Regions from separate parts of the Homo sapiens genome. Here region 1 is linked to region 2. A link is a contact called in ENCODE Hi-C or POLR2A ChIA-PET data. All regions are on one chromosome and are shown on one strand. The core of a region is the stretch at or near the end of the contact, and the rest is flanking DNA. Distances in the headings are between cores, read along the strand shown.

Region 1 (4,249 bases), core at 635-3,134, 200 kb after region 2:
AGAGAGAGAGAGAGAGAGTGTGTGTGTGTGTGTGTGTGTGTATGTAGAGAGAGAGAGAGAGAGAGGTGGGGGCTGGGGAGAGAGATTTATTCTAAGGAACTAGCTCGAGATTATAGAAGCTAGCAAGTCCAGCATCTGCAGGGTAAGCCAGCAGGCTGGAGACTCAGGGAAGAGCTGATACTACAGTCCCAATGTGAAGGCCATTTGCTGGTGGAATTCCCTCTTCTTCAGTGAGGTTAGCCTTTTCTTTTAAGGCCTTCACCTGATTAGATGAGGCCCACCCACACTAACTGGGGTCATTTGCTTTGCCGAAAGTCTCCTGCTTTAAATGTTAAACTTGGGCCATGTGTGGGGGCTCATACTTGTAATCCCAGCACTTTGGGCGGCTGAGACAGGAGGATCACTTGAGCCCAGGAGTTTAAGACCAGCCTAGGCAACATAGGCAGACCTCCATTTCTACAAAAAAAATTTTTTTTCAATTAGCTGAGCTTGGTGGCGCACATCTGAGATCCCAGCTACTCAGGAGGCTGAGGTGGGAGAATCACTTGACTCTGGGAGTTTGAGGCTGTAGCAAGCCATGATTGTACCACTGCTCTCCAGCCTGGGTGACAGAGACCCTGTCTCAAAAAAAAAAAAAAAAAAAAAAAAGAAAAGAAAAAAAACCTTCACAGAAACATCTAGAATAATATTTGGCCAAGTATCTGGGTGCCATGCCTATCCAAGTTAACACATGCAATTAACCATCACAGAATGTATTAAAATATTTAAATTACTTTTCTGTGGGGTGCTTTGTTTGTGAAGCAGGCTGTACAGGATTATTAAACATTCTGGGGGAAAGATTGTATTTAAATCATGTGAAGTCTGAGGGGCTGTGAAATATGCAGGTGGTGATGGCAGGCAGGCGATTGCACAGCAAATCCGGAGCTGGATGGGAGAGCAGAGCTTGAAACACAGATCTGGGGGTCGTCCATGAAGAGATCCATGCTGTCTAATGCAGGTTCCTGGGATGATGGGAATGTTGTGTATCTGCACTGCCCACAGGGCAACCACCAACCACACCTGCTTTTGAGCACTTGAAATGTGGCAGATGTGACTGAAGACTGAATTTTTAATTTCAATTTTCATGTTAAATAACCACATCATGTGTGGCTGCCATGTTGGACAGCATGGGCACAAATGGAATTTAAAGCCATTAAGAGTGGAGGAGAGCACCCAGTCCCTTGGTCTTAGGGAAGCATACAGAGGGAGGACCGAGGAACACACCTGGGAACCCCAGTGTTTGTTGTGGAGGTAGAGGAGGAGGACACAGCAAAGGGGACCAGGAAGGAGCAGCCAGAGAGGTGGCCTGAGCTGGGGCCACAGGCTTCAGCGGCCTCACGGGTCACAGGTGTCATCTATGCATTTATTCCCTCCCTGCCCTCTTGATGTCTTAGTGTCTGCTTTTCTGATACGATGTTGGAGAGATAACTGAGGAAATAGTGGGCATAAAAGCACTGAAAATAGTCAGAAGGCCTTTCTAACACTGTGCTGGGTGAAGCCCACACATGCACACACCTACGTCCTCCTGACAGTGTGTGTGCGTCACTCCCTGCAGTCATCCAGACAGACTGGCTGCTTTGTCCTTGAATCAGCATGGCTGTATTGGAAAATTATGGACCTAAAAGTGTTTGTTCTCAGGCTCCAAATTGTGAGCCTTGCCTCCTGGGCCAGAGCCCCTGTGTCTGGCCCTAGTCTCTGCGATTCTGAGCGCAGAGGCTCCGCCAGCTGCCCAGGCCTCCCGCAGCCGTGGCAGCATGCAGTGGGGGCAGGCTGAGGCCATGGTATAGGCCCCTGCTCCCTACATGCAGGGTTGAATTTCTTCCCCAGACCAATCACCCGACCACCAGGGAGTGTGTAAGGCAGCGTGTGGAAGACTGTGGGTCTGTGATGAGAGTCTGAGTCAGCCCTGGATGTCTGGAATTTTTCATTTTAGGATCTGTTTGGCCTCACAGTAATCTTGAATTGGGTTGTGTCCCAGAGCCTAGGATTTTATTTGCTAATTACAGCCCGTTTGCCACTCTCTGAAGGAACAACCAGCCTCCTGTTTCCTAAATGCCCCATCCTGGCCACACTCTGGAGGAGCCACAGTGGCTGCAGTGACATTTCGCCACTTCTTGGTGTGTGGCTTGCCCTGGGGGATGCTGGCGTTCTTTTTGGTGAGAGAGGCCATATCTATCACAGTTACGGGTGTGGGTTTTCAAAGTAACGTATCCCAACAGGCAGACTCGTACCATATAAAACTGAGCACACGGGGGGAATCTTACTAGAGCAGAGAGGGGAAAGAGCAGGAAAGATTTCCTAAAAGTGTGTTAGAAGCTGGGATTCACAGGGAGCAAGTGGATGTGAATACAGCACATACCTTGGGTCATCAGGATGAGAGGCACATGTGTCCAGCCCCAGCCTGGAGCCGTGTTCCCCTATGTGCTCAGTGCCAGGGCATTTTTTTTTTTTTTTAATTTACACTTACATCAGAAAGGGCACCAAGAGAAGCCTTTAATGTTTGTAAAACTATTAAAATCAAAATCTAAAAAGTATGTGATAGAGTTGTTGATAGCCCAGAATGTATAGAAATTATGAGGTGTCCCCACCTGGATGGAAGCAATTAAACTATGTCTGACATTGGTATTAAGTAGAGAATTTCTGATAAAAACTAACAAGCATGTCTTCTATGATAGTAAAGAGATATATGATCACAGGGTGCGATTTACAGTCCATGAAAGATTTTGTCATTTTGTTGTTGTTGTTGCTGTTTTGAGACAGAGTCTCACTCTGTCACCCAGGCTGGAGCGCAGTGGTACCATCTCAGCTCACTGCAACCTCCGCCTCCCAAGTCCAAGCGATTCTCCTGCCTCAACCTCTCGAGTAGCTGTGACTACAGGCACACGGCACTACACCTGGCTAGTTTTTATATTTTTAGTAGAGATGGGGTTTCATCATGTTGGTCAGGCTGGTCTCAAACTCCTGACTTTAGGTGATCCACCCGCTTGGGCCTCCCAATAGTTCTGGGATTACAGTGGTGAATCACTGTGCCCAGCCATTTTTGTTTTTATTGTTTTCAGTAAAAAGATAGGGCATTCACTTGTCCGCCTTTGCAACTCTCTGCTTAGTCCAGACGGACTCAGGTAGTGGACTGGACCTTGCTTATGTCAGTATCTGAAATGAATGAAGTGTGACCCTGAGAGGGGGAACTCTAGGATTGGCATCTTTCTCCCGTCGGTTTTGAGTGTGAGGCCCAACGGGCCCAACCCCTCAATCCCTGCTGGTGACTAAGAGTTTTGCCACAGGTTGGGCACTTAGGCTGTCCTGGAACTGGAAGGTCCCAGGCCTGCACCATCATCCCCCGACCAGGGCAGACTGAAGCAGTGATGGCGTCACCCTGCCCGGCTCCTGTGGGCTGAGCTGCATCTGAAGCTTACAGCCCGTGGGGGAAGTGAGGCCCTTCGGAGCTGCTGCTTGTCTGTGGCTTCTGCCTCCCAGGTGGCCTCTGCACAGTGGTGGTGACAGTGATCAAATGAAAGAGCATTGGGATAATAACACTTGGTCACAGATGTTCTGCTGCTGCAAAAATGAATAAAAGTTACTGTTGTGAATAAAAAACCACCCCCTCTCTGTATTCTATGTCACCCTGTATACTATTTCAGGGTATTTTGAGACAGTTTTTCATCAAGGGATCCTCCCACCTCAGGCTTCAGAGTAGCTGGGATTACAGGCATGTTGCCACCACGTCTTGCTCCGCTTGTGTTTTCACAACAGATACTGAACATAGAAGAAACAGCATGCAGCACACTGTGAAAACACAGCGGTGCCAGGCGTTGTGGCAACATGCCTGTAATCCCAGCTACTCCAGAGCCTGAGGCTGGGGGATCCCTTGAGCCCAGGATTTTGAGGCTGCAGTAGTGAGCCCATCTAAAAAAAAAAAAAAAAAAAAAAAAAGAGGAAAGAAAACAAGTGGTTTCATTAGAATCAAACTAGAAGGTTTTTGCATAAAACGTTGAGTTTAAAAATGCTTTCTCGTTAGACCTTACTAGTAATCAATACAAATTAAAACAATAAAATATTTTTAGCCTGATACATTTGGCAGAGACAGTACAGGAAAATAGCCACTTATACACTATTGCTGGAGCCAAAAATTGGGGTAACGCTCTAGAAAGCAATGTTTGGCATTACATATTAAAAGCCATAAAATATTTGACTTCTGGAATAATGGTGG
Region 2 (4,118 bases), core at 1,403-3,902:
AATGATGGCTTCCAGCTTCATCCATGTCCCTGCAAAGGACATGAACTCATTCTTTTTTATGGCTGCATAGTATTCCATGGTGTATATGTGACGCATTTTCTTTATCCAGTCTATCATTGATGGATGTTTAGGTTGGTTCCAAGTTTTTGCTATTGAAAATAGTGCTGCAATAAACATACATGTGCATGTGTCTTTTTAGTGGAATGATTTATATTCCGTTGGGTATATACCCAATAATGAGATTGCTGGGTCAAATGGTATTTCTGGTTCTAGATCCTTGAGGAATCACCACACTGTCTTCCACAATGGTTGAACTAATTTACACTCCCACCAACAGTGTAAAAGCATTCCTATTTCTCCACAGCCTCACCAGCATCTGTTGTTTCCTGACTTTTTAATGATCGCCATTCTAACTGGCGTGAGATGGTATCTCATTATGGTTTTGATTTGCATTTCTCTAGTGACCAGTGATGATGAGCTTTTTTTCATGTTTGTTGGCTGCATAAATGTCTTCTTTTGAGAAGTGTCTAAATACCTGACTTTCAACATTGGCCTGAACTGAAGGAGCAGTGAAAGAAAGCAGGGTGCAGAGGCTGGGGACGTGGACACTCAGGGAGGGTGCATACACTCCTGTAAATCCTCCTTGTGGTATCTGAGCACAGCCCAGAAAGAAGAGAACCTGCAGTGTCATTTGCGAGGCCCAGGTCTATTAATTGGGGTCCTCTTGGTTGCAAATGATGAAACATTGGCTTAAGCTTGCTTCAGCAGAAAAGGAATGTACTGAGCAGATCCTAAGGCTCCCATGTCACTATGAGCGGGACAAAGGTGCATTTTAACAAACCCTTCCTGTGACTCTGATGTCTGCTCAAGTTTGAGAAGCGGTGTCCAACCATAACATGTTATCCACCAGTAACGACCAGATTATGTTATGTCTGATGATTTTAGGGCTGTGAATTCTTTTCTACATCTTTGTGGAATTGAGAGGAATTTCTTAGTTACTTTAATCTGTGAGGCATTTGAACTTTTTCCTTTTATATACTTTCTTATACAGGTGGTTGGCAGCTTAAATATCAGTGAAGCTGTTAATGAAGATACTTACTAAATAGCAAAGCAGCACCGAAGTGCACACCTTCATAGGATCTTCTGGAGCAAGCCAGAAATCTCAAGTGGTGCTGTGGCCAGGAAACAAAGCAAAAAATGCAGTGGTGAATAGAGAAGGAGCAAGAATTAGTAACTGAGACTGGTAGCTTTCCTTTTGATGTTGCATCCAAAAAGCAGTGACAAAGTAAGAGTAGCTACCTTCAGCTGTTTGTTTTGAAGGACACGTGGGATCAGTTTTTTGTCTTTATGTCCTACCCCCAGGAAACCTTTTAAGCTACCAGTCTTTTTCAAATGGAATTCCTCGTGGAAGGTGCAGGGGAAATGAAGTGCTCCCCTTGAAAGCTTTGCTGCTACCCAAACTCCATGCCCTATGGGAGGGAGGTGGCACAGCACTGGCCTGCAGCACATCATACTTATCCTGTTGTCTGGGAAGGACAGGACCACATCTACCCACAGTGCAGCATAAAATCCCCTAGTCCAAGAGGAGACAGAGTCAGCTGAGTGTGGCTGGCTCACAAAATGGAACACAATAGCTGATGTGTGTTATCTCTAGCTGTGCCTGGTGCATCACAGGCAGGCACACTATGCATTTTTACTGAATATTGTTCTTGGATGGATTTACCGAAGAAGAGCCTGAGGTTCAGAGAGGTTGATGACTTGCTTGATGTTCTATTGTACTCTCTGGAATCCCCGTTGCATTGCGTTCATTTTTCCTAAAAACACTCCCCTCCTCCCTCCTCCTCCTTGCCTTAATTTGAATTTAGTTTTTACAGGATAACAATAGTAAAAACAATAATGATGATTTTCATTTGTTATCGTTATAGTTGGTGTCTGTTCAATGCATACTGTGTCAGACACTGTTATCCTAAGCACACTGCATGGCTAACTTGTTTAATCCTCAGAGCAACACTCTGAAGTGGGTACCATGATCATACTTACTTTTTAGGTGAAGAAACCAAAGCACAGAGAGGACGTGATTTGCCCAAGGTCACACAGCTAAGCACTGGCAGAGCCAGGATTCAGACCCAGGTGGTCTGTATTTTCAGCCCTTGGCCACTAAACTGTGCTGCCACGTGACATAGCTTTTTTCCCAACCCCTGTGACGTGGGATGGGGACCTCCTGGCTCCTGTTGGTCTTCAGCCTGGTGTTGCTGTGGAAGACACCCACCCCTCCAGAATGCCTCCCTGCCCTCTCTGCCTGAGAAAAACTGAATCATGGCCTCTTCTGTGAGGTCTTGGGACTCCCCCAGCCCCTCCTGGGCTTTCTCCACATTCGTTTCTCTGCAGCTTAGTGCTGTCCTCAGTGTGTTCTGTGTGGTTATATGGGAACCTCCTCTTTAGGTGGTTAACTCTGATCGGCAGGGCCTCCTGATTCACTTTGACATTCATGCCATATGCACAGCATACAGATCTTCTAAGTGGACGTAGGCTAAAGATGTACGTCCAGCCTCTAGTGGGTTTTTGGTAAAGCTTAGCTGAATTACAGTGTTCAGAATGGGAGGGACAGGAATGGAGAAGCCACAAGCCCGACAGAAGCAGCCCTGGCAAAGTGACAAGAAGGGAGGGAGGGGTTTGGAGCTGTTTCTCCTGCCGATCTTCCCTTCCCTCTCCCACATACATGTGGAGGGCTGCTGCAGTCTCCCTAGGAGCATGGCATCCCAGGAGGAGTGCCCCCCTCTCTCCCCAGGACGTCCGCATCCCCCGTCCACTTCCTCCTGGCACTGAAATCTGGACTTTATCTCACTGCAGGATTCACTGAAAGGCTGTTGGATGGCTGGAATCCCCTTCAGCCTTTACAGCTAACATACTAGGTGTTCCCATATTCTAAGGGCTCTTTTACTGTGGGTGAGCTGGCTGGAGGAGAAGGGGAGAGGAGAAGGGGGACGAGAAAGGGAGCCCCACCCTCTGCTCAGGACCCATTGTTCACATTCTTTTCCGTGTGAAATGTTGCTGCATCCAGGCCCTAGGCTATGAGTGGTGGCATTTCTATGTTTGTGGAATGAATATAAAGTCTGTTTTAGGATCAGTGGACAAAAATCAGCATGTTTGAAGTGGAGGTTACAATCAGTTGGTTAGTACGATATTTGACATTTACCCTGGGCCCTTAATGGTGCAGTTTTTCTGATGTAAGGAGGGTGAAAAAGCAGCCACTATGTGTACTAAACAGAAGGCGTGATGAGTACAGTCAGTGCAGGATCGTGAAGGCATCAGCACATTCCTTCTTCAGCTAATCAGCCCAGACAGTGTGGGGTATTTTTGTATTCTCTGCTGTTTGTGCTCTGAGTACATGTGCACAAAATGCAGTGACACTGATCAATAAACTCTTTAAGCCTAATAAGCATATGCAGTCTCATAGCAATGAGGACATAAACAGGGAGAAGGATCTTAGGTGATTCAAATTCTCTTTTGTTGGCCAGGCACGGTGGCTCATGCCTGTAATCCCGCCACTTTGGGAGGCCGAGGCAGGTGGATCACCTGAGGTCAGGAGTTTGAGACCAGCCTGGCCAACATGGTGAAATCCCGTCTCTACTAAAAATACAAAAATTAGCTGGGTGTGGGGGCACGTGCCTGTAATCCCAGCTTCTTGGGAGGCTGAGACAGGAGAATCGTTCAAATCTGGGAGGCGGAGGTTGCAGTGAGCCGAGATTGTGCCACTGCACTCCAGCTTGGGTGAAAGAGTGAGACTGTCTCAAAAAAAAAAAAAAAAAAAAAAAAAAGAAAAAAAAATTCTCTTTTGGAGGTGAGGAGACTGAGCTACCAGATCCAAACCTTTCCAGGGCTCCATGGCTCACAGGTTGCCCGATTCCTAATACAGCATGGTACTTCATGCCCTCCTTCCAAAGGAGGATTTAGATTTTGTTTGTAAATCTAAAGATGCTTCTGTTGCTGCCAGCCTGGAGAACCACCATGGAGAGCCACTAGGAAAACAGCTGCAATGATGATGTTGAAGATGATGAGAGCCTCCAACATTTATGTTCTTAATAAAATGCTTTAAATTTTTAACTAAGGGCACAACT

What was found. Hi-C counts contacts between places; a loop is a spot of excess contacts on that map. ChIA-PET counts read pairs that join two places held with the same protein, here RNA polymerase II (POLR2A). Pooled maps may share reads with other maps.
Region 1: POLR2A ChIA-PET joins it to region 2 with 11 read pairs in activated B cell. The contact joins two enhancer-like sites. A Hi-C loop is called at or near these places in 3 of 168 maps with a recorded cell type or tissue (GM13976, GM18951 and mammary epithelial cell), 1 of 37 single-sample maps with no recorded cell type and 1 of 50 pooled maps. POLR2A ChIA-PET finds 5 or more read pairs at or near these places in 5 of 52 experiments (GM10248, WTC11, activated B cell and 2 more).

Annotation. Positions count from the first base shown.
Region 1 is chr17:20,298,932-20,303,180 of GRCh38, forward strand. All of the region lies in intron 13 of SPECC1 (sperm antigen with calponin homology and coiled-coil domains 1), which reads left to right. Among named protein-coding and RNA genes, the nearest start is that of FAM106B, 120 kb to the right of the region's middle. Within about 2 kb of position 1,885, at least 6 of the 41 ENCODE cell types and tissues checked have a DNase peak (open chromatin) inside an H3K27ac peak, as active enhancers do.
Region 2 is chr17:20,100,949-20,105,066 of GRCh38, forward strand. All of the region lies in intron 2 of SPECC1 (sperm antigen with calponin homology and coiled-coil domains 1), which reads left to right. Among named protein-coding and RNA genes, the nearest start is that of SPECC1, 94 kb to the left of the region's middle. Within about 2 kb of position 2,653, at least 5 of the 41 ENCODE cell types and tissues checked have a DNase peak (open chromatin) inside an H3K27ac peak, as active enhancers do.